Regions from separate parts of the Homo sapiens genome. Here region 2 is linked to region 1. A link is a loop called in an ENCODE intact Hi-C map of the cell type or tissue named here. Cell type or tissue: PC-9. All regions are shown on one strand. Each heading gives the region's core, and the rest is flanking DNA. Links, peaks and the distances in the headings are about the cores only.

Region 1 (12,211 bases), core at 5,207-7,706:
GGCCCACCAATCCACAAGTAGATAAAAGAAAGTGTGGTATATTGGAATACTATACATAGATGAATACAATATATAATATACTATACATATATAACAGAAAACTTACCCAATATACATGCATATACTTACATATATAAAATGGAATACTACATCTTATATATACATATGTAATAAAATACTTCCCCAACATATATAATGGAATACTACTGAGCCATAAAAATGAATGAAATAATGGCATTCACAGCAACCTGGATGGAACTGGAGACCATTATTCTAAGTGAAACAAGTCACGAATGGAAAACGAAACATTGCATGTTCTCATTCATAAGTGGGAGCTAAGCGATGAGGAAGCAAAGGCATAAGAATGGTACAGTGGACTTTGCGGACTCAGGGGAAAGTGTCGGGGAGTGGTGAGGGATAAAAGATTACACGTTGGGTACGGTGTACACTGCTTGGGTGATGGGTGCATTAAAATCTCAGAAACCACCACTGAAGAACTTGTTCATGTAATCAAACACCACCTGTTCCCCAGAAACCTACTGAAATAAAACAAAAAGCAAAAAACTAAGTGTCCATCAAGGAAGAACCACATAAAGCAAATGTGGTATATATACACAACAGAATACCATTTCAGCCTTAATAAAGAAGGAAAGCCTGTCACTGTGATGACATGGATGAACCTGGAGAACACTGTGTTAAGTTGAATGAGCTAGTTACAGAAAGACAAATACTGCATGAAACAAATACAAAAAATATACTAAAAAGTACAATGGTGGTTACCAAGGGCTGGCAGGGACTACCCTCACTACCAGGGGGTTTGCTGGGGAGATCTGGGCCTAAAGACATAAAATTTCAGTGAGACAGGAGGAATAAGTTAAAATATTATACAACATGGTGACTACAGTTCACAACATGTTGTAATCTTGAAAATTGCTAAGAAAGTAGATGTTATGTGTTCTAACCACAAAAAAATGACGTTGTGAGGTAATGTATATGATATTGGCTCTATTTAGCCATTCCACAATGTACACACATTCCAAACATCATGTTGTACATGATAAATATATATAACTTTTGTCAGTTTACATAAATAAGCAAAGAAAAATACCCAGATTCTCAGGCTGTATTTTCTGTAGAAAATGCCATTGAGAAATGAGGTGAGAAAAAGCAGCTCTCTGTCTGCTTCTGCCTGTTCTGACCAGGTGATGCATTTCCTTTCTCTCCTGAAGTGAAAAATATGAGGTTTGCACGGAAGAGCCCTCAGTTACTGAATCCAAAATTCAAAGGGTGAGGGCCCGTCGATGCATGCTACCAAGCCCTCCAGGGGATGTGGCAGTGGACTGAAGGCTGAAGGGTGGGAGGACAGGGCTGCGGGTAATTCCAGTTCTGGCATTAGACTCCTGGCATTAGACTCACGGCACTAGACTCTTAAAGCAGGGTGTTACTATTTAATAACCATGCGGTCCTTCAGCAAATTTCCCTCATCCGCACATAAGGGGAGTATGAGGAACTTCCTAGTCAACGTGGAGTCTGCAACCCCAGCAAGTACGATGCCCCTGGGAGCCAGTTAAAATGCATCATGCCTATAATCCCAGCACTTTGGGAGGCCGAGTCCAGAGGATCGTTTGAGTCCAGGAGTTGAAGACCAGCCTGGAAACCTTAGGGAGACAGTGTCTCTACAAAAAAAATAATAATAAAGAAGAAAAAAATTAGCTAGGTGGGGTGGTATGCACCTGTGGTCCCAGCTTCTTGGGAAGCTGAAATGGAAGGATCACTTGAAGCCGGGTGCAGTGGCTCATGCCTGTAATCCCAGCACTTTGGGAGGCCAAGGCAGGTGGATCACTTGAGGCCAGGAGTTTGAGACCTGTCTGGGCAAGAAAATGAAACCCCTGTCTCTACTAAAAATACAAAAATTAGCTGGGCATGGTGGCACACACGTGTAATTCCAGCTACTAGAGAGGCTGACGCACGAGAATCACTTAAACCCTGTAGACTGATGTTGCAGTAAGCCGAGATTGCACCACTACACTCCAGACTGGGCAACAAAGAACAAGACTCTGTTTCAAAACAAAGAGAAGGGGATCACTTATCCCTAGGCAGTCAAGGCTACAGTGAGCTAAGATTGTACCACTGCATTCCAACCTAGTGACAGAGCAAGATCCCATCTTTAAAAAAAAATGCAACACATCACACCTCATCCCAGATACATCGAATCAGAATCAACATTTTTAACACGTAGTATGATGGACTGAATGTATGTGTCCCCCCTAAAATTCATATGTCATAGCTCTAACCCTCAGTGTGGCTGTATTTGGAGATGGGAACTCTAAGGAAGTGATTAAGGTTAAATGAGGTCCTAAGAATGACTGCCCTTGGCTGGGTGTGGTGGCTCACGCCTATAATCCCATCACTTTGGGAGTCTAAGGCAGGTATATCACTTGAGGGCAGGGGCTCAAGACCAACGTGGCCAACAAGGTGAAACCCCATTGGATTTCAATATAATAGAAAAATTAGCCAGGCATGGTGGTGGGCATCTATAATCCCAGCTACTTGGAGGCTGAGGCAGGAGAATCATTTCAACCCAGGAGGCGGAAGTTGCAGCGAGCCCTGAGATCACGTCACTGCACTAGAGCCTGGGCAACAGACCAAGATTCCATCTCAAAAATAAAATAAAATAAAGAAAGAATTAGTATCCTTTTAAGAAGAGACACCAGAGAGCTCACTCATTTTCTCTCTCTCTCTCTCTCTGGTAGCGTAAGCCCAGGAATGTCCAAATGAGGACCCAGTGAGAATGACTGACTACAAGCCAGGAAGAGGGTGCTCATCAGAACCTGACACTGCTGGCACCTTGATCTTGAATATCCAGACACAAGAACTATGACAAAGTAAATGTTCTGTTCAGAAGCTATCCAGTCTATGGCAGTTTGTTAGGGTAGCCCAGGCTGACTAAGACAAGGTTCCCAGACGACCTGTAAGGCCCAGTCCTAGGACGTGGGATCATGTGTACACGCGGTATCTTCCTTTTCTCACCCTGTCTCCTAAATTAATGGCTGAAGTCTCTGCTTGACTTCGGACACTGAGTCAGGAAAAACACCCCTCACTCTTACTAAAAACTCTCCTTGAATTTGTCTGCTAAGCAACCTAAACAGAAACGGGAGATTAACTCAATATGGGAGTGATGAAAATCACAGATTACTTTTAAACCTAGAAAATACCACTGAGAAACGAGGTGAGGAAAAGCAGCTCTCTGTCTGCTTTTGCCCGTTCTGACCAGGTGAAATAAGCATTTCCTTTCTCTCCTTGAGTGAAAATATGTTAAGTTTGCCAGGAAGAGTCCATATCCGATTATGATTTACCCACACAGAAGTGGCAGGTGTTAATCAACGAACTAACGAAATCAATAAACCAAAGGCAGATTTTTGCTCTTAATCTGCCACCGAGGACCCACGCAAGCGACAGAAAAGAGCGATCTGGCAGAATCAGAGCTCTCGCCATTTCCCTAAGATTATTCAATTTATTCTTGTCAGGATTAATTTACTAAACCCATGCTGGATTTTTTATTTAGATGATATTGTTAGTTTGTCATCTGCTGCAGATCTATGCGGGAGGCGCCCCAGGGGACTGCATTTGCTTCTGAACAATGCTGGACTCAAATTGGAAAAATGTCACTTTGGCGAGAACAAATTATTGTTCGGATCACGCTGCCTAGAGCCGGTGTCTCTGGGTGGGTTCCGACCTGACCTTTTCTGAACCAGACTCGTCAAGTAAGTACTTCAGCCCCACTCGACCACTTCGCTTGGAAAACAGCTCAACTACTTAAAAGTGTTAAGTATGAATTTTGAGCTGTGGACTCATCACCAAGCAATCAATTTCCCGACAGAAGGCAGCCCTTCTACTTTTTGTAGCCGGGAAACCCTGAACAGCGGAGGCTCACTTGCTGGCGACAGATGGGATTCCACACAGATAGCAGAATCACACTGCTAGGGTTTATCCTACCGGACTCAACCACACCAGTTTTGGAACTCTGCACAAGGAGGCCGAGTTTGCTTAGCCTCACTTTCCCTATTTGTAAGAGAAGCATATTAACAATCATGGTTGCCTCGTTTGTGGCTAGGCATATCCAATACACGCCAGGGTCTTAGCATATGGCAAGTTATCAGTAAATGTCAGCTGTCCTTGATGACATCTTCCAACAGGCTTTGTGAAACCTGGTTCTGATTGAAGCATTGAGAACTTAAAAACATGTCTATTTTTAAAGTTTTCTCTTCCAAGGCCTCTAGGTTCTTTGAGATTTTAGACATCAAAGCACTCATGTGTCCGTTCTTTTCAGAAGCAGTTCTCTCTCCCGAGAGAGACTTCTTTTCTTCTACACTTGGTGTGTTGGTTGTTTTTGATAATTTTTGTAGGTCAGGGTTATTCATGCCCACAATGCAAGGATGCCAGCATCCCGGATCCCTTACCAGCAGCATTCCCAGCTCTGAAGTATCTGGCACTTAAAGATTCCCGAGAAAATGTGGAGAGAAACACCGGACAACGAAGCTCCCGAGACCTCAGAGGATTTAGAAGTGAGTAGCCAGCACGGGGTTCAACAGCAGCCCCCCAAAAGATATGCTCAAGCCGACTAGTCCCTAGTGCCTGTGAATGTGACCTTGTTTGCAAATGGAGTCTGTGCAGACATAATTAAGGGTCTTGAAATGAGAAAATTCTGTATTATCTGGGTGGGTTCTAAATCCAGTAACAAGTATCCTTTTAAGAGACAGAAGAGAAAGCCATGTGAAGACAGGTGGGGATTAGAGAGATGCTGCTACAAGTCATGTGACACTAAGCTACCAGACACTGGAAGAGGCAAAGATGAATCTTCCCCAGAACCTTTGCTGGGAGAGCCGTCCTGCTCACACTTTCAACTTGGACGTAGAGCCTCCAGAGCTGTCAGAGAATATATTTCAGTTGTTTTAAGCACCTAGATTGTGATGATTTGCTACGGAAGTCATAGAAAATAAATACAGAGGATCAAGGAGCTCTTTGTGCTGATCTCTCTTGCAGGATGCTTGGCTACTTAATACTGAAAAAAGATAACTGTGGTCCAGAGGCCACCTCCGCTTAGTCTAAGCTCTAGGGGACAAGAAAAATTCCTTAAAAGGAATCCCAGGGCAATCACAGGCTGCTGTGCTCCAGGGCCCAGGTGTTTCCACAATACAGCCCCTGAAAACCTCTAAATTGATTATTGCAGTCATTCACTCTGGAAGAGCAATGGAAAGAAAAGACCAGGATGCTTAGACTTGTCATGAGAAGCTAAGTAAGGATCACATATCCTGGGCACAGCATTGTTCTCCTGGACTCAAATACAAAGTCCCAGAGAGCTTTTCATAGGAAATACAGGACAGCTTAAGCCACCTCTCAGGAGTGTGAGGAGACACAGTCAAAGGTTCATCTGACAAGCCCAAATCGGCTTATGATCAACTGAGAAATTGATTACTGCTGAGGAAGAAGGTTTTGCTCTTCCTTCTTAAACAGCAAATAAATGTTATAGCAGAACGGTTTATAATATTAACACAAGATACATTTTTGACATCACACTCCAAAAAGCATTCAAGGTGCATTTTAAATCTTGACTCAACATTACAGATGGTCTCCTTTGCAAAGGCAAGCTTTCTGATAGTTTGGATGCATGCTTACATTGCCTATTGTTGTGAAAATAACAACGGCTTCTAATTTAAGACAAGTCACTGAATATGAGTTTAGATGCTAAGACTAAGAGCATACTGGTGATTTTATGCAACCTACACTATTATTATTGAGATGGAGTCTCGCTCTGTTGCCCAGGTTGGAGTGCAGTAGGGTGATCTTGGCTCACTGCAAACTCTGCCTCCCGGGTTCAAACGATTCTCCTGCCTCAGCCTACCTAGTAGCTGGGATTACAGGTGCATGCTACCACGTCTGGCTATTTTTTTTATTTTTAGTACAGATGGGGTTTCCCCATGTTGGCCAGGCTGGTCTCAAACTCCTGACCTCAGGTGATCCACCTACCTTGGCCTCCGAAAGTGCTGGGATTACAGGCATGACCCAGCGTGCTCAGCCTTATATGATTTTTTAACCTTCACAAAGACTCAGATTTTGAGAATAAGTTCAAGCCTTAGGGACCCTTTTGCCCAGTGTTTCCATTTTACAGGTGAAAAAACTGAGTTTTAGAGTGTAGGGAATTGGCTTCCTACCACTCCGATGATTAAAAGCATAAGGGAGATTGAAATCCATCTGGTCTACGAGCTATGTATTTTATACTCTCCCTTACACAATATACTGTGCTTGAATTTGAATATTTAAACCAATGTTCTAAAGTTAATTGCTTTATTAAAGATAACGAGGGTGTTCTGGCTTTCAAAACTTGAGTAACTCTGATGTTGGTAAAAATTTCAAATCATGCTTGCCTTTCAGCAGAATTCTTCAGAGTCTGTGTTCACTTAATCCTCCAACCGCAAAAACAAAACAAAACAAAACAAAACTAACAAACAAACAAAAACCAAGATTCAAATCAGTTTACTTGAATACATGAAGAATAGTATAAAATGTTTGCAGTGATAGATTTTATTCACTTCCTTTTCCATTCACAAATTAGCTCAGCACCTGCAATATCACAAATGGCCAGCAGATGGGAGCAAATAACTTTGCAAAAAATACCGAAAGCACCAAGTCCTATGCAAGAGTATCCAATTCATCAGGTCCGTAAACTTTTTAAATTTCTCAATCTTTCTGTGCCTTCAAAATTTAAGTCTCAAATGACTGCATGTTTTAATTACTAAGCCCTAATTACTTACTAGGAATGTGATCATTTGAGGAGACATTTCATTAATATGTGTTTAAGAAGGTTCAGCGTGGCAGAGATGCTTCAGGGCAAAGAATATTCCGAAAAGTCTATGGTTTCAACCTAAATATGAAGATGACTCACGATGTAAGAGCTATTTCACCTGAAATCATACAAACAGCAAACAACGCATGTAAACTAAGTAAAATCTCAACACAAATCACTTCAACCAAGGGAGTAAAGTTTACCTTAGTTGGGTAGGTTGCAGGGCAGAGCTGCTGACTTTATAAACATTTGGAGGAATCTTCAGGGGGCCTAAGGGGATATTTTCTCTGACAGTAAATATCTTCTTAGGCAGGAAAAAGCTGTAAAGCCAGAACAACTACAAAACGATCCCCAACCAAACTATTATGCAAATAAAGACAGCAGGCTTTTCATCTTGACTTCTTTCTTTGAGTCCCCTACCTTTCTTTGGCATCCCTACCTCCTGTGAGTTATTTTGTTTTCTTCACCTTACTTTTTTTTTGGAGTGTGGTTATGAGAGGACAAGAGGCTTCCATATCTCAAAATCTAGCCATGCAGACAAGCAGAGCTGGCGTGGGGTAAAAGGCCGGGTAACTCGAGGGTTGCTGGCTCAGCACAATTAAACATAGTACCGAGAACGGCATCCCTGTTTCAGGTAGGAGTCTCCTGTCACCAGGTGAGCTCAAACCAAAGGTCTGTTTGCAAATAAGAGCTATGCATTGGCATCACAGCGGGAGTTTAATGAGAGCGCTTTTAATTAACTGTAAAAGTAATTACCCACATTAGATGTAAATCGCACTTGTTTTCACATGAGGTGAATAATTTTCGCTCAGCTTTTAAGAAGAATACTTCTCGAGATGTCAGCTGCAAACTCTCAGCAAGTTTGTGTGCTGAAAAATACAGCACCGAAGAGAAAGTACGAGCCTGGGAAGCCTGGGTTTGTCGCCTGCCTTCTGTCAGTCACCTGGCTTGGCGTCTCTTTTCATTTCTCTCAGACCCCAGCACCTAAAACATACCCTCTCCGTAGCTGCACCCTCAGACAGCATGCAAACTGTTTCAAGTATTTTCTTGTTCTAATTTGGTGGTCAGCCTCCTGGATAATCCCTGGTGCTTTCATTGACGGGTTCCTGTGAATAATTAACGCAGTCAAAAGAATGGAAAAAAGAGAAGAGGCTGGAAGAAGCCCTAACTGGGTCAGTGGTGTGTGTGTTCCCCAGGTGAGCTAAAGTGGGTAATCTCCAAAGAAGGAAACACGTTAGCGAGGAGGGAGCAAGTCCCAGAGCAACAAGGCCAGGCCTGAAAGGCTCAGGGCAGAACCTATTTTTTTTTTTTTTTTTTTTTTTTTTTTTTTTTTTTTTTTTTTTGAGACGGAGTCCTGCTCTGTCACCCAGGCTGAATTGCGGTGGTGCCATCTCAGCTCACTGCAACCTCCGCCTCCCAGGTTCAAGTGATTCTCCCGTCTCAGCCTCTTGAGTAGCTGGGATTACAGGCACCCACCATCACACCCAGCTAACTTTTGTATTTCTAGTAGAGACGGGGTTTCACTTTGTTGCCTGGTCTTGTCTTAAACTCCTGGGCTCAAGCGATCTGCCCGCCTCGGCCTCCCAAAGTGCTGGGATTACAGGTGTGGGCCACCGTGCCCGGCGTCAGGGCAAAAATTCTAATGAGGATGAGTGTCTGCATCACCAGCACCAAAACAAAACAGCAATGCTCCCTTGGATTTATAAATAGCACCAGAAAATGACAGATGTCAGCGTTGGGAGGGAGTGAAGGTGAACGCCTTGGTTGAACCGTGTTACAATGCTGTCCTCTAGGTCCTTGAAATTCCTCTGACGTCAACAGGAATGTGAGGGCTGGGGAAGCCCTGAACCTCTGATTTGAACCTCGGTGAAGCGTAAACAGCCAAGATGCAGTTTGCAAATACAAGATTACGGGGTAATTATTTACACTTTGATAGGCACCTTCATTAAAGGTTTTGAGGATGCAATTATCAAATTGAGGTTTAGTGCACTCCATTTAAGCAACTGAAGTGAAGATCGGGAAAGTGGGATGCAGAACGGTGAGTTTACGCCCATCAAGTCAGATAGCAACTTACTTGCCAATTAGGTTCCTTCTAAAAAGAAAGCAGGCCTTCCATTTGAGTAGCATGGCTGCCACAGTCATTATTTTCATCTGCGAAGCCTACCTGGGGTTTCTGGTGCTGTTCTGATGTTCATGTTGCTTGTTTTGGGTCTTGGCCTTAATCCTAAGATGGGGCTAGAACATGACAGGGACTAGTCAGAGAGGCCCAGAGAACGTATTCTGGTTCAAGGCCAACTGAAGGAAAAACCAGAACTGGAACTTGTATCCTTCAGAAGGAGTTTTTTTATTCCTTTCTAGAGGGTCACAAGTATTTGCCCAGTGTTTCCTATATGTGATATACCCCAATGTACCTACTTCCCACACTGGCTCTATAAAGTAGTATTTATTTATTTATTTATTTATTTATTTGGCAATGGAGTCTTACTCTGTCGCTGAGGCTGGAGTGCAGTGGCATGATCACAGCTCACTGCAATCTCCGCTTCCCGGGTTCACGCTATTCTCCTGCCTCAGCCTCCCAAGTACCTGGGATTACAGGTGCCTGCTCTATGCCTGGCTAATTTCTGCATTTTTAGCAGACATGGGGTTTGACCATGTTGGCCAGGCTGGTCTCACACTCCTGGCCTCCAGTGATCCGCCCACCTCGGCCTCCCCAAGTTCTGGGATTACAGATGTGAGCCACTATGCCCGGCCTCTATGAAGGATTTAAATTAACAAAAAATTAAAAATATAGCCTAGTTCTTAATAGTATATCAACTTCTTGAGGAAATGTGGCAAAAGGCGTATCTGAAACACTAAGATAATAAAATAATTCACCATAATATTTGAGAGAAAATTCAATAAGCTGCATTTGAATTTCACCTGTAGATGTGGATCAAAATACATTAAGAAAGAAACCAGTGTACCCTGTTTAAAATCCTGACTCTACCACTTAATATTTATATGGCTTTTCGCAGCAACTTATCTGTTCTTTAGTTTCTGTATTTCAGAAAATGGGGTTAAAAGCTCTGGTATCATCATATGGGTGTTAGTGTTAGTACTGAGATAAGCTATACAGAGTGCTGACACATAGTTAGGGGTCAAAATACCTGTCATAACTGTAATCTTGTTTTTTTGGTTTTGTTTTTTGTTTTTTGTTTTTGAGACACAGTCTCACTCTGTTGCTCAGGCTGGAGTGCAGTGGCGTGATCTCAGCTCACTGCAAGCTCTGCCTCCCAGGTTCACACCATTCTCCTGCCTCAGCCTCCCGAGTAGCTGGGACTACAGGCGCCCAACACCTTGACCAACTAATTTGGTTTTGTATTTTTAGTAGAGACAGGGTTTCATCATGTTAGCCAGGATGGTCTCAATCTCCTGACGTCGTGATCCGCCCGCCTCGGCCTCCCAAAGTGCTGGGATTACAGGCGTGAGCCACCGTGCCCGGCCCACAATTGTAATCTTTAAATTATGTGTATTTATTATTATTGTGTATTTGTATAATTTTATCATAGTTATTGTTCTTCCTTCTCAATATAAGATGTTTCTAAAAACTGTCTTAATTCCTCCGGGTCATTACTATTTCAGTCAATTAAACAGACCCCTACTGGCCACAAAAGATGCAATTTCTAACAGGACACGTTCTCCTGGGAAGGGAAGCTGATAGATAGTCTATCTCAACACCTACTAAACCGCTCTTGTAAAGATCCTAGCACTACAAGGACTCAACGAAACTATTTAATTGAATATTTCACTTCCTCTTAGGAATCAGATAGACAGAAAGACATCAGATTCCAGAAAGACATCCAATGGGCAGTCCAAGATTTATGCCAATTAAAGAAGGCGCAGCACAGCTGAAGGTCAACAGAGCTAGCGCACATGATTTGAAAAAAATTTATCATTCTTATGCATCCTATTGAGTATCCAGAAATGAGCTGCCAGTTTGCAAGAAATGGCTGCTGCTCTGAGTGAAACGATGGCTAAGCTTTGTAGGTGGCTGGGTGGGGCCACAGGTCTCCTTGGAAACTGATACTTTCAGGATTCACTTGAACTCGAGCCATCTTGTCAACCACAGTTTCTTGGGAAGCAATATTTTCTGTCCCTGTGACCTTGGCATTTTGCTTCCTGGTAGAAAATGAATACTGGTTCTTTCCACAAGATTAGAGAACCAACTCTTTATTTCAGGAATGCAACCTTTATTGTCTACAGCCTTAAGTAACTGACAAGACCAAAATGGTGGCCATCACCCAAACACCTGCACCAACCAAACCAGCATGGAGTTACAATAGCGAAGAGAAGTCTCTTTTGTTTTTCCTCTCAATTTTTTGTACTCCGGAATGAGTGCTCGTAATAAGACAACATTAAATGTGTAATATTTGGCATTAAAGGGCTAAACATTATATAAATTAGTGTAAAAAATTTGTTCAATCTATGTGTACACACCTTCATTCATCAAAGAACATACCGATAGCCATTTTCTTGGTTTTGCTTCCACTGCAATATTTCTAAGTTTGACAACATGGTAGTAAAAGTTAATATGCCAGAAGCATATTTTATTATAATAAATGTGTAAGTCTCAATGCGTGGCCCTTGAGTTTCCAATCTCTAAGGATGAATTTTAAAACTCACCTGAGAAATAACTACTTAAATTTTCTCAGAAAATTGAAATAAGGAAGAAAAAATGAACATGTATGTTCTTTTGCCATGCGATTTACCAGTAACTTATTCTTTAAAACACTAATTTTAATTCTTACATGAGCATAGGAAAAATGTACCTTAAAACAGTTTAGGATAATTACATTTGTCTGGTTTTTCCACCCTCTTTCCCAAATGCCAAGTTTCCTTTCAGAACCTGTCATTTCATTTTTATATGCAAGAAGACAATTAAAAATAATCCCATTAAAGTCTTGATTACTTTCTCTTTTACAATGGCAGGCCTACAACATTCATATGACACAGATATTTTGTTGGGAGAGAGTGGCAGAAGTTTAGTCTACCCCTAAAGGTGTCTTAGATACTTCAGTCAAACATGTCATCCTGGGAATGAGATAAAAAACTAAATGTTGGGTGTTGAAAATTATGAAGGCTAATATACTGAAGCACAGAGACTTTGTCATTTTAACCATTTTTGGGTAAAATCCCTGTAAAATGTAATTCACTGTCTCCACTTTTCTAAATATGGATGATGAGTTTCAGAATTGTAATCCAGTGCAGAAAGGACCTCCAAGATTTGGAGACCATGGAATATCCTGCCCTCCTGCTAAATAACGCCAACTTGTTGTGTTCTTGAAGAGATGTAGATGTATTACAATATTCTTCTAGACCCTGTACTCA
Region 2 (12,211 bases), core at 4,069-6,568, 1.5 Mb after region 1:
GGTTCTGCAAAAATCAAACATAAGTGCACAACCGGGCACGGTGGCTCACGCCTATAATCCCAGCACTTTGGGAGGCTGAGGCAGGTATATCACCTGAGGTCAGGAGTTTGAGACCAGCCTGGCCAACATGGTGAAACCCCATCTCTATTAAAAATACAAAACTTAGCTGGGCGTGGTGGCGTGCATCTGTAGTTCCAGCTACTCTGGAGGCTGAGGCAGGAGAATCGCTTGAACCTGGGAGGCAGAGGTGGCAGTGAGCCAAGATCATGCTACTGCACTCCAGTCTGGGCAACAGAGTGAGACCCTGTCTCAAAAAATATAATATAATAAAACAAAACAAAACAAAATAAAATAAAATAAGTGCACACACTACGAGTTGTAGCCCACAGGGTCCTAAATGTTCCCCACCCCCCGCCCAACCAATGCTGCCCCAAATTACCATTATACAAGATTAATAACCAATTCAACTTGACAAGGCTGATTTAAAAATAAAAATAAGGCTGGCCATGGTGGTTCACACCTGTAATCTCAGTGCTTTGGGAGGCCAAGACAGGAGGATTGCTTAAGGCCAGGAGTTCAAGACCAGCCCGGGCAACACAGGGAGACCCCCATCTCTACAAAAAACAAACAAATAAATAAATAGCCAGACATGGCGATGCATGCCTGTAGTCCCAGCTACTCAGGAGGCTGAGGTGGCAGGATTTCTTGAGCCCAGGAGGTCAAGGCTGCAGTAAGCTGTGATTGCACCACTGCACTCCAGCTTGAGCAACAGAGCAAGGCCCCGTCTCTAAAAAATAAATAAACAATAAAAAATAAACACCAACTTCATTATTCAAAATTGTGCATAGCGCTTCACTAAACATTGAATAGCAGTTCTTTCATTTTGCCTGCCCAACAACCCTATAAAATAGATGCTCTTAGTTCCACCATTCTAAAGAAGAAATTGAAACCTAGAGAGAAGTGACTTGAGATTAAAAATGTAAGGTTGGGCTGGGTGCAGCGGCTCCCACCTGTAATCCCAGCACTTTAGAAGGCTAAGGTAGGTAGATTGCTTGAGCCCAGGAGTTTGAGACCAGCCTAGGCAACACAGTGAAACACCATCTCTACAAAAAATGCAAAAAAAATGTAGCTGGGCGTAGTGGCACGTGCCTGTGGTCCCAGCAACTCAGGAGGCTGAAGTGAGAGAATTGCTTGAGCCCGGGGTGTTGAGGCTGCAGTGAGCCATGATCACGCCACTGTGAGATAGGAGGCAGGACTTGACTTCACAGGCAGGGCTTGGACACCAGACCAAACTGAGGACTAGGTAAAACAGGGCTGGGGCAGAAGCAGCTTTCCATCAGACATGCCCACCAGTGTGCCATGTGAGTTTACTATTGCCATGGCGACACCCGGGAGTTACTGCCCCTTTCCATGGCAATGACCCAATGACTCAAAAGTTACTACCAATTTTCTAGAAATTCCTGCATAAACTGCCCTTTAATCTGCATGCAGTTAAAAGTGGGTATAAACGTGATTGCAAACTCTCTTCCGCTACTCTCTGACTCCAGGGTAGCCCTGCCCTACAGGAGCAGTCACAGGGCTGTAACGCTGCCCCTTCAATAAAGCTGTTTTCTTCTATACCTCCAGCTTGCCCTTGAATTCTTTCCTGGGCAAAGGCAAGAACCCTCATGTGCTATTGAGAGGTGACAGCGTGCTGGCAGCCCTGGAGCTCACTATTGGCACCTCCTCTGCCTGGGCTCCCAATGTGGCAGCACTTGAGGAGCCCTTCAGCCCGCTGCTGTACTGTGGAAGTCCCTTCCTGGGCTGGCTAAGGCTGGAGCCGGCTCCCTCAGCTTGTGGGGAGGTGTAGAGGGAGAGGCGCTGGCGGGAACCGGGGCTGGGCAGGGCGCTTGCGGGCCAGCGCGAGTGCCGGCTGGGCGTGGGCTCCGTGGGCCCCACATTCGGAGCGGCCAGCCGACCCCGCCGGCCCTGGGCAGTGAGGGGCTTAGCACCAGGGCCAGCAGTTGCTGTGCTCGATTTCTCGCCAGGCCTTAGCTGCCTCTCCGCAGGGCAGGGCTGGGGACTTGCAGACCACCATGCCTGAGCCTCCCCCTCACCCACCGTGGGCTCCTGCGCGGCCTGAGCCTCCCCAGTGAGCACCGCCCCCTACTCCACAGCACCCAGTCCCATAGACCACCCAAGGGCTGAGGAGTGCCAGCGCTGGGCGCAGGACTGGCAGGTAGCTCCACCTGTGGCCCCAGGGCGGGATCCACTTGGTGAAGCCAGCTGGGCTCCTGAGTCTGGTGGGGACTTGGAGAACCTTTATGTCTGGCTAAGGGATTGTAAATACACCAATCGGCACTCTGTATCTAGCTCAAGGTTTGTAAACACACCAATCAGCACCCTGTGTCTAGCTCAGGGTTTGTGAATGCACCAATGGACACTCTGTATCTAGCTAATCTAGCAGGGACTTGGAGAACTTTTGTGTCTAGCTCAGGGATTGTAAGCGCACCAATCAGCACCCTGTCAAAACGGACTAATCAGCTCTCTGTAAAACAGACCAATCGGCTCTCTGTAAAATGGACCAATCAGCAGGATGTGGGTGGGGCCAGATAAAAGAATAAAAGCAAGCTGCCCCAGCCAGCAGTGGCAACCCACTGGGGTCCCTTTCCACACTGGAAGCTTTGTTCTTTTGCTCTTCGCAATAAATCTTGCTGCTGCTGACTCTGGGTCCACACTGCCCTTATGAACTGTAACACTCACTGCGAAGGTCTGCAGCTTCACTCCTGAAGCCAGTGAGACTACGAACCCACCAGAAGGAACAAACAACTCCAGACATGCAGCCTTAAGAGCTGTAACACTCAACTTGAAGGTCTGCAGCTTCACTCCTGAAGCCAGCGAGACCAGGAACCCACCAGAAGGAAGAAACTCTGAACACATCCGAGCATCAGAAGGAAAGAACTCCGGACACGCCGCCTTGAAGAGCTGTGACACTCACCGCGAGGGTCCACGGCTTCATTCTTGAAGTCAGTGAGACCAAGAACCCACCAGTTCCGGACACACTAGGCTCCACTTGGGGGCTCCCCTGCCCTGCATCAGCTGAACTCTGGCCTGGGTGGCAGAGAGAGATACCCTATCATTAAAAAAAAGAAAGAAATGTGAGGTTAAGTGCTGCCCCCAAGCCTGCGTGGGTGATCATTATACAGAGTACACAAAGATCACAGAAAAATTCACCACAAAGGCCTCCTGCCACTGGTTCTCATTTGCCCATATCAAAAAATATGCAAGCCTGTTCCTACAAAGACACACACAGATGCTTGTAGCAAAATTATTCATAATTGTCAAAAGGTGGCAACAACACAAATGTCTATCAACAACAGGTGAATGGGCAAACAAGTACAGTCTACCCGTGTGATGGAACATTAATCAGCCAAAATATGGAATGAAGGGCTGATTCATGCTACAACCTGGATACACTTTGAAACCATTAGGCTAAGTGAAAGAAGCCAGACAAATATTAGATGACTCTATTTATATATATATATATATACACACACACACACACATATATATACACACATATATATACACATATATACACATATATATATACACATATATAATATATGCCCAGAATATGAAAATCCAAAGAAACAAAGATTGATGGTTGCCAGGAGCCAGGGGTGGGGATAGTCAGGGGAAATAAGGGGTGACTGCTAATGGATACAGGGTCTCTTCTGGGGTAATTAAAATTTCTAAAACTGATGGTGGTGATGGCTGCACAACTCTGTGAATATATTAAAAACCACTGAATTATACACTTTATTTATTTATTTAGAGACAGGGTCTGGCTCTGTTGCCAGGCTGGAGTGCAGTGGTGCAATCTCAACTCACTGCACCCTCCACCTCCCGGGCTCAAACCATCCTCCCACTTCAGCCTCCTGAGTAGCTGGGACTACAGGCACACCCACCATGCCCAGCTAATTTTTTTGTATTTTTCGCTGAGACAGGGTTTTGCCATGTTGCTCGGGCTCATCTCAAACTCTTGGGTTCAAGCGATCCTCCCACCTCAGCCTCCCAAAGTGCCGGGATTACAAATGTGAACCACCATGCCCGGCCAAATTGTACACTTTAAATGGGTAAATTGTATGATATGTGAATTATATTTCAGTAAGGCTGTTATTAAAAAGCAGCTTTAAGGGCCAGGCATAAAGGCCATGCCTGTAATCCCAGCACTTTCAGAGGCCAAGGCAGGAGGATCACTCGAGCCCAGGAGTTCAAGACCAGCCTAGACAATATGGCAAAACCTGGTCTCTACAAAAAATTTAAAAATTAGGCTTGGCGTGGTGGCTCACGCCTGTAATCCCAGCACTTTGGGAGGCCGAGGTAGGTGGATCACTTGAGGTCAGGAGTTCAAGACCAGCCTGGCCAACATGGTGAAACCCTGTCGCTACTAAAAATATTTTTTAAAAATTAGCCAGGCATGGTGGTGGGTGCCGAGGCTGAGGCAGGAGAATCGCTCGAACCCGAGAGGTGGAGGTTGCAGTGAGCCGAGATTATGCCACTGCACTCCAACCTGTTGGGCGACAGAGCGAAACTCCATTTCAAAAAAAAAAAAAAATTAAAAATTAGCCAGCGGTGGTGGCTCGTGTTTGTAGTCCCAGCTACTCAGGAGGCTAAAGTAGGAGGATTGCTTGAGCCCAGGAGGTTGAGGCTGGAGTGAGCGAAGATTGCAGCACTGCACTCTGGCCTCAGCAACAGAACAGGACCCTGCTTCACAATTTTAAAAACAATTAAAAAACAAGCCTAAAGAAAACACAAAAACCAATGCTAACTGTGAGACATAAATGAGGTGGTCTATATTTTGTTAACTACCAACTAACAATTGATGGCAGAAACAAAGCTTAAATGATGCTATAGCTGGGCACCGTGGCTCACGCCAGTAATCCCAACACTTTGAGAAAGCTGAGGCGGGTGGATCATCTGAGGTCAGGAGTTTGAGACCAGCCCGGTCAACATGGTGAAATCCCGTCTCTACTAAAAATACAAAAATTAGCCAGACGTGGTAGCGGGTGCCTATAATCCCAGCTACTCGGGAAGCTGAGGCACGAGAATCGCTTGAACCCCGGGGGAGCGGAGGTTGCAGTGACCCAAGATCGCACCATTGCACTCCAGCCTGGGCGACACAGCGAAACTCCATCTCAAAAAATAAATAAATAATGAAATAAATGATGCTATAAACCTCATGTGAGGGAAGACTGTCCCAGGTAGAGCTTGAAAAACCCTTGCTGTGAACAGGAGCCAAATGCGATAATTGTGTTTGCAACTTGCTTCATGTTAGCTTGTTGCAACTCCAGAGTGTAACAGGTATGAGAAAACTCATGGGGTTACTGTTTAATGTTGGTGGAAATATTCACATTAAAATACAACAGTTTATCACCTAAGGCATATTTTATCCCTCAAGTGGCCCGGAACCCTGTGATTACTGCACGCCAATCCCACGCCCATAGCTAAGGCCTTGCCAAGGAGAAATTCCACAGTCACCTGGCCTGTTTGTAAACCTGGTTTATGATGTTTTGTAACAGGATATCCTGACAGTAGCATGAGGACATTTAACGAGACAAGAACATTCCCCACTGACCAACCAGATAGTTTGAGGGAACAGGATGCTGTGCTCAGTTTAATCTTCTGCTGAACCGACCATTAGGCAGAAAATCCTTTTGGTCAATGCCTCTCACTGAATCCACTTCTCAGATTCCTGTCCACCTGCCTGCTTTGTAGTGCAGAGTAAAGTGGGCCTTCCTTGACTCTCTTCAGGGACCAATGAGCTTGAGGCCATCATGAAGACATTCTTTTTTTTTTTTTTTTTTTTTTGAGAGAGTCTCGCTCTGTCACCCAGGCTGGGATGCAGTGGTGTGATCTCAGCTCCCCACTGCAACCTCTGCCTGCCAGGTTCAAGTGATTCTCCTGCCTCAGCCTCCTGAGTAGCTGGGATTACAGGCACGCATCACCAGGCCCAGCTAATTTTTCTATTTTTTGTAGAGACAGGGTTTCACCATGTTGGCCATGCTGGTGTCGAACTCCTGACTTCAAGTGATCCACCTGCCTCGGCCTCCCAAAGCGCTGGTATTACAGGTGTGAGCCAACGTGCCTGGCCGTGGGCTTTCATTCTTGATGGACTGCTCCATAGCCGCAGAGACAGTCGGACTGGTTTCTTAACCAGAGCGGAGCAGACAGGCAATTTCTTTATCCACCAGGACAAATATTAGACCAACTCTTCAATGTACAGAGAGCATCACATTTCTTATATGCTAGAATATCTGTTGGTCTAAAATATAAATAAATAGTATTGTAGCCAGCCACAGTGGCTCACACCTATAATTCCAGAGCTTTGTGGGGCTGAGGCAGGAGGTTCACCTGAGGTCAAGAGTTTGAGACCAGCCTGGGCAACATAGCAAAACCGCCCCCACCCCCCACCGCCACCTGCCATCTCTACAAAAATTAAAATAATTAGCTGGGCATAGTAGTGTGGGCCTGCAGTCCCAACTACTTGGGAAGCTGATGTGGGTGGATCGCTTGAGCCCAGGAATTTGAGGCTGCAGTGGGCTATGACTGCATCACTGTACTCCAGCTAGACCTTGTCTCAAAAAAAAAAAAAAGTGTTGCAATTGACATTACTTCATCATTTGAAAAGAGGGACAGACAAGAAAGGTATTTGGCATTTACCAAGCAATTACCCAGAATCCTCATCCCACCCTACACCCACCCTTCCCCTAAAAATGTATGTATATGTTTTTGTACCATAAAAAATACATCTATTTGGCTCTGGAACCAGATTGCTTGGGTTCAATTACCTGATCTAGCATTTGCTCCTGTTGACTCAATGCAAACAAGCTCTGTAACTCATTTTCCCCAGCTGTAAAATGGGGAACGGCAGCCTGGGATAAGCTGCGTCTGACTGTCAGTTACTAATAAGCAGGATATCCCACAAACAGATTTTCAGCGAATTGGCTTTCAGCAAATTGATCATTTGGCAAAGTGGTCATTAGGCAAATGGGTCATTTGGTGAAGAGGTCATTTAGTAAATCGGCTTTCAACGACTTGCCCTATGAGATTTCTCTAGAGTGAGCATTTTCTTGGGTTAAATGTACATTTCATTTCCATAATGAATACTCACTAGCGGCTAGATGGGAAACTTCCCAGGAAACCAGGAGCAGCCAGAAGAGCCTCTTAATAATCAGGCAATTAAAAACCCTCTGGTTTCTTAACAGGAGGGAGGTACAGACGGCATCTGCTCTGCAAGGCGCAGTGATCGGGCTCAGCATTGTCACAGGAGCTCTTGCGGTTCTGTTTGTTGCTAGTGTGACATACACAGCCATTCATCGGAAAAAGGACTGAGTGGTCTTTGGGTCTCCCATAGTTGATCATCATATGTCGTGATAACCCATGACAACTCCTTGCCACATGCCACGGGAGGTCCAGCACTCCAAGAACCCAGCAGCCAGGGCCGGCTTCATAGGCTTGCAACCTGGACAGTCCCACAGGGACACAGAAGAGTCCCCACTGTGGTTTAATAATCTGCCATCACCATCTTCAAATTCTTTATTTTTTAACAAGGGTGGCCAGGGATAGTGGCTCATGCCTGTAATCCTAGCACTTTGGGAGGCCAAGGCAGGCAGATGGCTTGAGCCCAAGAAGTTTGAGACCAGCCTGGGCAACACAGCAAGACCCCATCTCTACAGAAAATACAAAAATTAGCCAAGCGTGTAGTCCCAGCTACTTGGAGGCTGAGATGGGAGAATTACCTGAGCCCAGGGAGGTCGAGGCTGCAGGAGGTGAGATTGTACCACTGTACTCCAGCCTGGATGACACAGCGGATTCTTGTCTAAAAAAAATAACCACAAGGCCGTGCACGGTGGCTCATGCCTGTAACCCCAGCACTTTGGGAGGCTGAGGCAGGCGGATCACTTGAGGTCAGGATTTTGAGACCAGCCGGCCAACATGGTGAAACCCCATCTCTACTAAAATAGAAAAATTAGCTAGACAAGGTGGCGCATGCCTGTAATCCCAGCTACTCAGGAGGCTGAGGCAGGAGAATAGCTTGAACCTGGGAGGAGGAGGTTGCAGAGAGCCAAGGTCGCGCCATTGTACTCCGGCTTGGGGCACAAGAGTGAAACTCCATCTCCAAAAAAAAAAAAAACCACAACACAACAAGGGCCCCGCATGTGACTGAAAACAACAGAAATGTATTGTCTCGCAGGCCTGGATGCCAGAAGCCCAAAATCAAGGTGTCGGCCGGGCTTCGCTTCCTCTGAAATATGTAAGAGAGAATACTTCCTTGCCTCTTCTGGCTTCTGGTGGCCGCTGGTAATGCTTGGTGTTCCTTGTAGATGCATCGCTCCCATCTCTCCTCCCTCATCACATGGCTGCCTTCTCCCTGTGTCTCTGTCTTCACCTGACATTCTCCTCTTTTATTTTTTTGAGATGGAGTTTCCCTCTGTCACCCAGGCTGAAGTGCACTGGCACAATCTTGGCTCACTGTAACCTCCGCCTCCTAGGTTCCGGTGATTCTCCCGCCTCAGCCTCCTGAGTAGCTGGGATTACGGGCGCCCGCCACCACGCAGTGCTAATTTTGTGTTTTTAGTAGAGATGGAGTTTCACCATGTTGGCCAGGCTGGTCTCGAACTCCTGACCTCAAGTGATCCACCCACCTCACCCTCCCAAAGTGTGCTGAGATTACAGGCATGAGCCACCATGCCCGGCCCTCATTCTCTTCTTTTATCAGGACGCCGGTCATTGCATCTGCCTCCTCACCAGCAGCCCCCAATCCAGTACGATTCATCATTACTTGATTACATCTAGAAAGACCCTATTTCCAAATAAGGTCACATTCCTGGGTACGGAGGATTAAGATTTCCAATTTTTTCCCTGACTCAATTTTTTTTGAGTCAGGGCCTCACCCTGTCACCCAGGCTGGAGTACAGTTATGTGATTATAGCTCACTACAGCCTCAAACTCCTGGGCTCAAGGGATCCCTTGACCTCAGCCTTCCAAGTGGCTGAGACTACAGGCGCACACCATCATGCCCAACTAATTTTTTTGGTTTTTTGTGGTTTTTTTGTACAGGTTAGGTCTCACTCTGCTCACTCTGTTGACCAGGCTGGTCTCCTGACCTCAAGTGATCCTCTTGCCTTGGCCTCCCAAAGCACTGAGATTACAGGCGTTATCCCGTGCCTGGCCCTCTTTCTACACCTCAGTCATTGCATCATTAGCCTGAGCTGCGCATATTCCTTATTCTACCCATCCCTGACCAACCTCCTCCTTTAACATAACTTCCACCTCGATATCATGGGGCCTGCTGGGCACTGCAAACAGCCTAAGGAAAGTGGAAACTTTACTTAACCTTCAATTCTATTGCAAAGTCCACATTGAACGTAATTTATATTTGAACTATAAAATTTTCTGTAAGTTGAAACATGACCTATAAAGGTCTCTACACCCTGAAGCAACGTTTTAGAAAGAAATCAATTGGTCCTTTTCTGCAGAAACCATTAACCATAGGAGAGATAAAGGAAAAACTTCAATGGACTGATTGAACTTCCATGCCCATAGCTTAACTTCTAAAAGGCAACCATTCCATACTGTTAAACTGCCTTAGGTTGTTATTACTGTTATTAAAGAGACCCTCAAAGCCGGAAGTTGAATCTCGACTGTAGTTCTTGCACGTACACGCAAACTCTTGCAACTGAAACCAGCTTGTCCTGATGCTGCTCCCCGTAGCAACACCGCCTGGAATTTCACGTTTGTTTTTAAGCATCAGTCCTAATCTTCACTTGCACCCGAACACACCGCACCTGTGACAGCCACGTGACATTAAAAAAATCCCTTCAGTGAGGCCGGGCATGGTGGCTCACGCCTGTAATCCCAGCCCTTTGGGAGGCCAAGGCAGATGGATCATGAGGTCAAGAGATTGAGACCATCCTGACCAACATGGTGAAACCCCGTCTCTACTAAAAATACAAAAATTAGCCGGGCATGGGGACGCGTGCCTGTAGTCCCAGCTACTCCGGAGGCTAAGGCAGGAGAATCGCTTGAGCCCGGGAGGCAGAATTTGCAGAAGCCGAGATCGTGCCGCTGCACTCCAGCCTGGCGACAGAGGGAGACTCTAGACTCTCTGAAACAAAAAAAATCCCTTCAGTGCCTTGATCCTTCCAGATTCAGATCCAAGAGAGATGACATTTGTCCCTCATCTGAACCCGCACACCAAGATAAAGATTTCTTCTGGCCAGGCGCGGTGGTTCACGCCTGTAATCCCAGCACTTTGGGAGACAGAGGCGGGCGGATCACCTGCGGTCAGGAATTTGAGACCAGCCTGGCCAACGTGTTAAAACCCTGTCTCCACTAAAAATACAAAAATGGCCCGGCATGGTGGCTCACGCCTGTAATCCCAGCTACTCGGGAGGCTGAAGCAGGAGAATCGGTTGAACCCGGGAGGTAGAGGTTGCAGTGAGCCGAGATTGCGCCATTGCACTCCAGCCTGGGCAACAAGAGAACGAAACTCCGTCTCAAAAAAAAAAAAAAGAAAAAAAGATTTCTTCTGTGCTCATGGCTCAGCTCTGTGGTCTGCTAGGGTCCTTCCTCAATCTGCTTGCAATCTATGGAATCAGGAAAGACTGAACCAACCTAGATTTATTAATATTTTAGTATAACATAATACAGTGTTACTTATTACAGCATTGACCGTATATGCCCTTTTGCTCCTTGGAGGAAAGGCAATTAATAGCTATTATGTGAGTTAATAAAATAAGCCCAGGATTTATGAGTGTAACTAACTTGTTACCATTGGTTTTCCTTGTCTCCTGCAGGCAGAGAGCTGATCAAAACAGCAAAAGCAAAGCAGTGCCCCTGGCCCAGTTCTGAAGCCAACCTTCCTTAAGCACCCAGACCCATCCCTGGTTAGGACTTGCTGTGGATTATCAGGTGACTCTATCTCAGGATACAGGGACTGAGAGGGTGTATGCAATATCTCAGACCCAGAAACTGTTGATTCTGTCTAAAAACACAGCAATAACCACATCCCACCCTCTTGATTTAAATGAAAGTGTTTGGGGGAATAAAAGATGAACCTTTTTTTTTTTCTTTGTCAGATCTTGAGCTCATTTGGTTCTGGTGGGGAACAACAGCTATGCGAGAACAAGTGTATTCTATTAGAATTAATTCCCCTCTTATTCTCATAGCTGAGCAGGGCTCAAGAGCCTCTCATCTGAAAGAGGTAATAAGATTTAATCTGTCTCCTCATCTACCTTCTGCAAGTATACTTTACAAATTAGCTCTCGGGACTCTTCCAAATGGAGTTTTATGAGGGATTTGCTAAGGTAAACGTTTTAGACTTTGAACACAGTTCAGATTTCAGGGGCAGTACTGAAATCTGAACTGTGTTGCTAACTGCCCTGCCTTTCAACTCAAGACACAATAACTTTGAACTAAATTAATTATATTTTTGTTGTTTTCCACTCTGTCCCCACGTCTATATCACCACCACCCCCAATCCCACCCCGCAGGAGCTAACTCCTCCTTCCTGTCCCTGCAAGATCAAAACTCCTCCTGCAAGCCCCGCTAGCTCTGTCTGCTCGCCTTCGTGGCAGATATCGCTATTGTACTTTTATACTCATTTGTGTGATAAATACTTCAATGTCCACTTCTTCCACGAGCCCCTGAGCCCCTGGAGGGCCTGGACCACACCTAGTTTTTCTCACCGTTACATCTCCCTTGTCAGGTACCTGGTAGGCGCTTAATAAGTATTTGGTGAACGAATGGCTTGTTTGGTGACAGTCCAAAGGCTGGGGGACAGAGGGAAAGCTCCCTCCTTTCGGACCCCAGACGGGTGGCGCTGATGGAGAGGAGGCTTGGATAAGGCCTCCAGGACCGAAGCGCGCACCCGTAGGGCCCCTGCCAAAAAGACCTTCCTGAAGGCGGAGGAACTGCGAGAGTGCCTACGTTGGCCCAAGGCCTGACCCGACGATCCCAGGGACCCTCGCCCTAACCGGCCCCGCCTCCCGGTCCCCAAACCCGGACTCGGCCCCGCCCTAAGCTCCGGATCCTGGGGCCCGCCCCTGGCCCCGCGTCGGCAGACCGTGGCCTCGCTGCTGGGCCTGCCTCAAACCCTCCACAGGTAACGCCTCCCGAACTTGAGCCACATTCCGATCCCCTCCTCAAACCCCTCCCCGTTTCC

Evidence for each region. Peaks named below come from ENCODE experiments on the same cell type or tissue, not always from the same donor. Only the 100,000 strongest peaks of a DNase experiment are listed, where the experiment ranks them.
Region 2: it touches region 1 in a loop (15-fold over the local background); 2 of 110 quality-filtered maps call a loop at or near these places.

The regions. Positions count from the first base shown.
Region 1 is chr16:6,637,711-6,649,921 of GRCh38, reverse strand. All of the region lies in intron 2 of RBFOX1 (RNA binding fox-1 homolog 1), which reads right to left. Among named protein-coding and RNA genes, the nearest start is that of RBFOX1, 620 kb to the right of the region's middle. In PC-9, for the core only: CTCF peaks have their summits at 6,438 and 6,643 (motif pointing right); no DNase peak of the experiment used is centred there; H3K27me3 peaks cover 973 bases.
Region 2 is chr16:5,098,534-5,110,744 of GRCh38, reverse strand. No RefSeq gene overlaps it. Among named protein-coding and RNA genes, the nearest start is that of EEF2KMT, 6.8 kb to the right of the region's middle. RefSeq lists a silencer at 11,960-12,211. In PC-9, for the core only: no CTCF peak of the experiment used is centred there; a DNase peak (open chromatin) is centred at 5,514; H3K27me3 peaks cover 533 bases.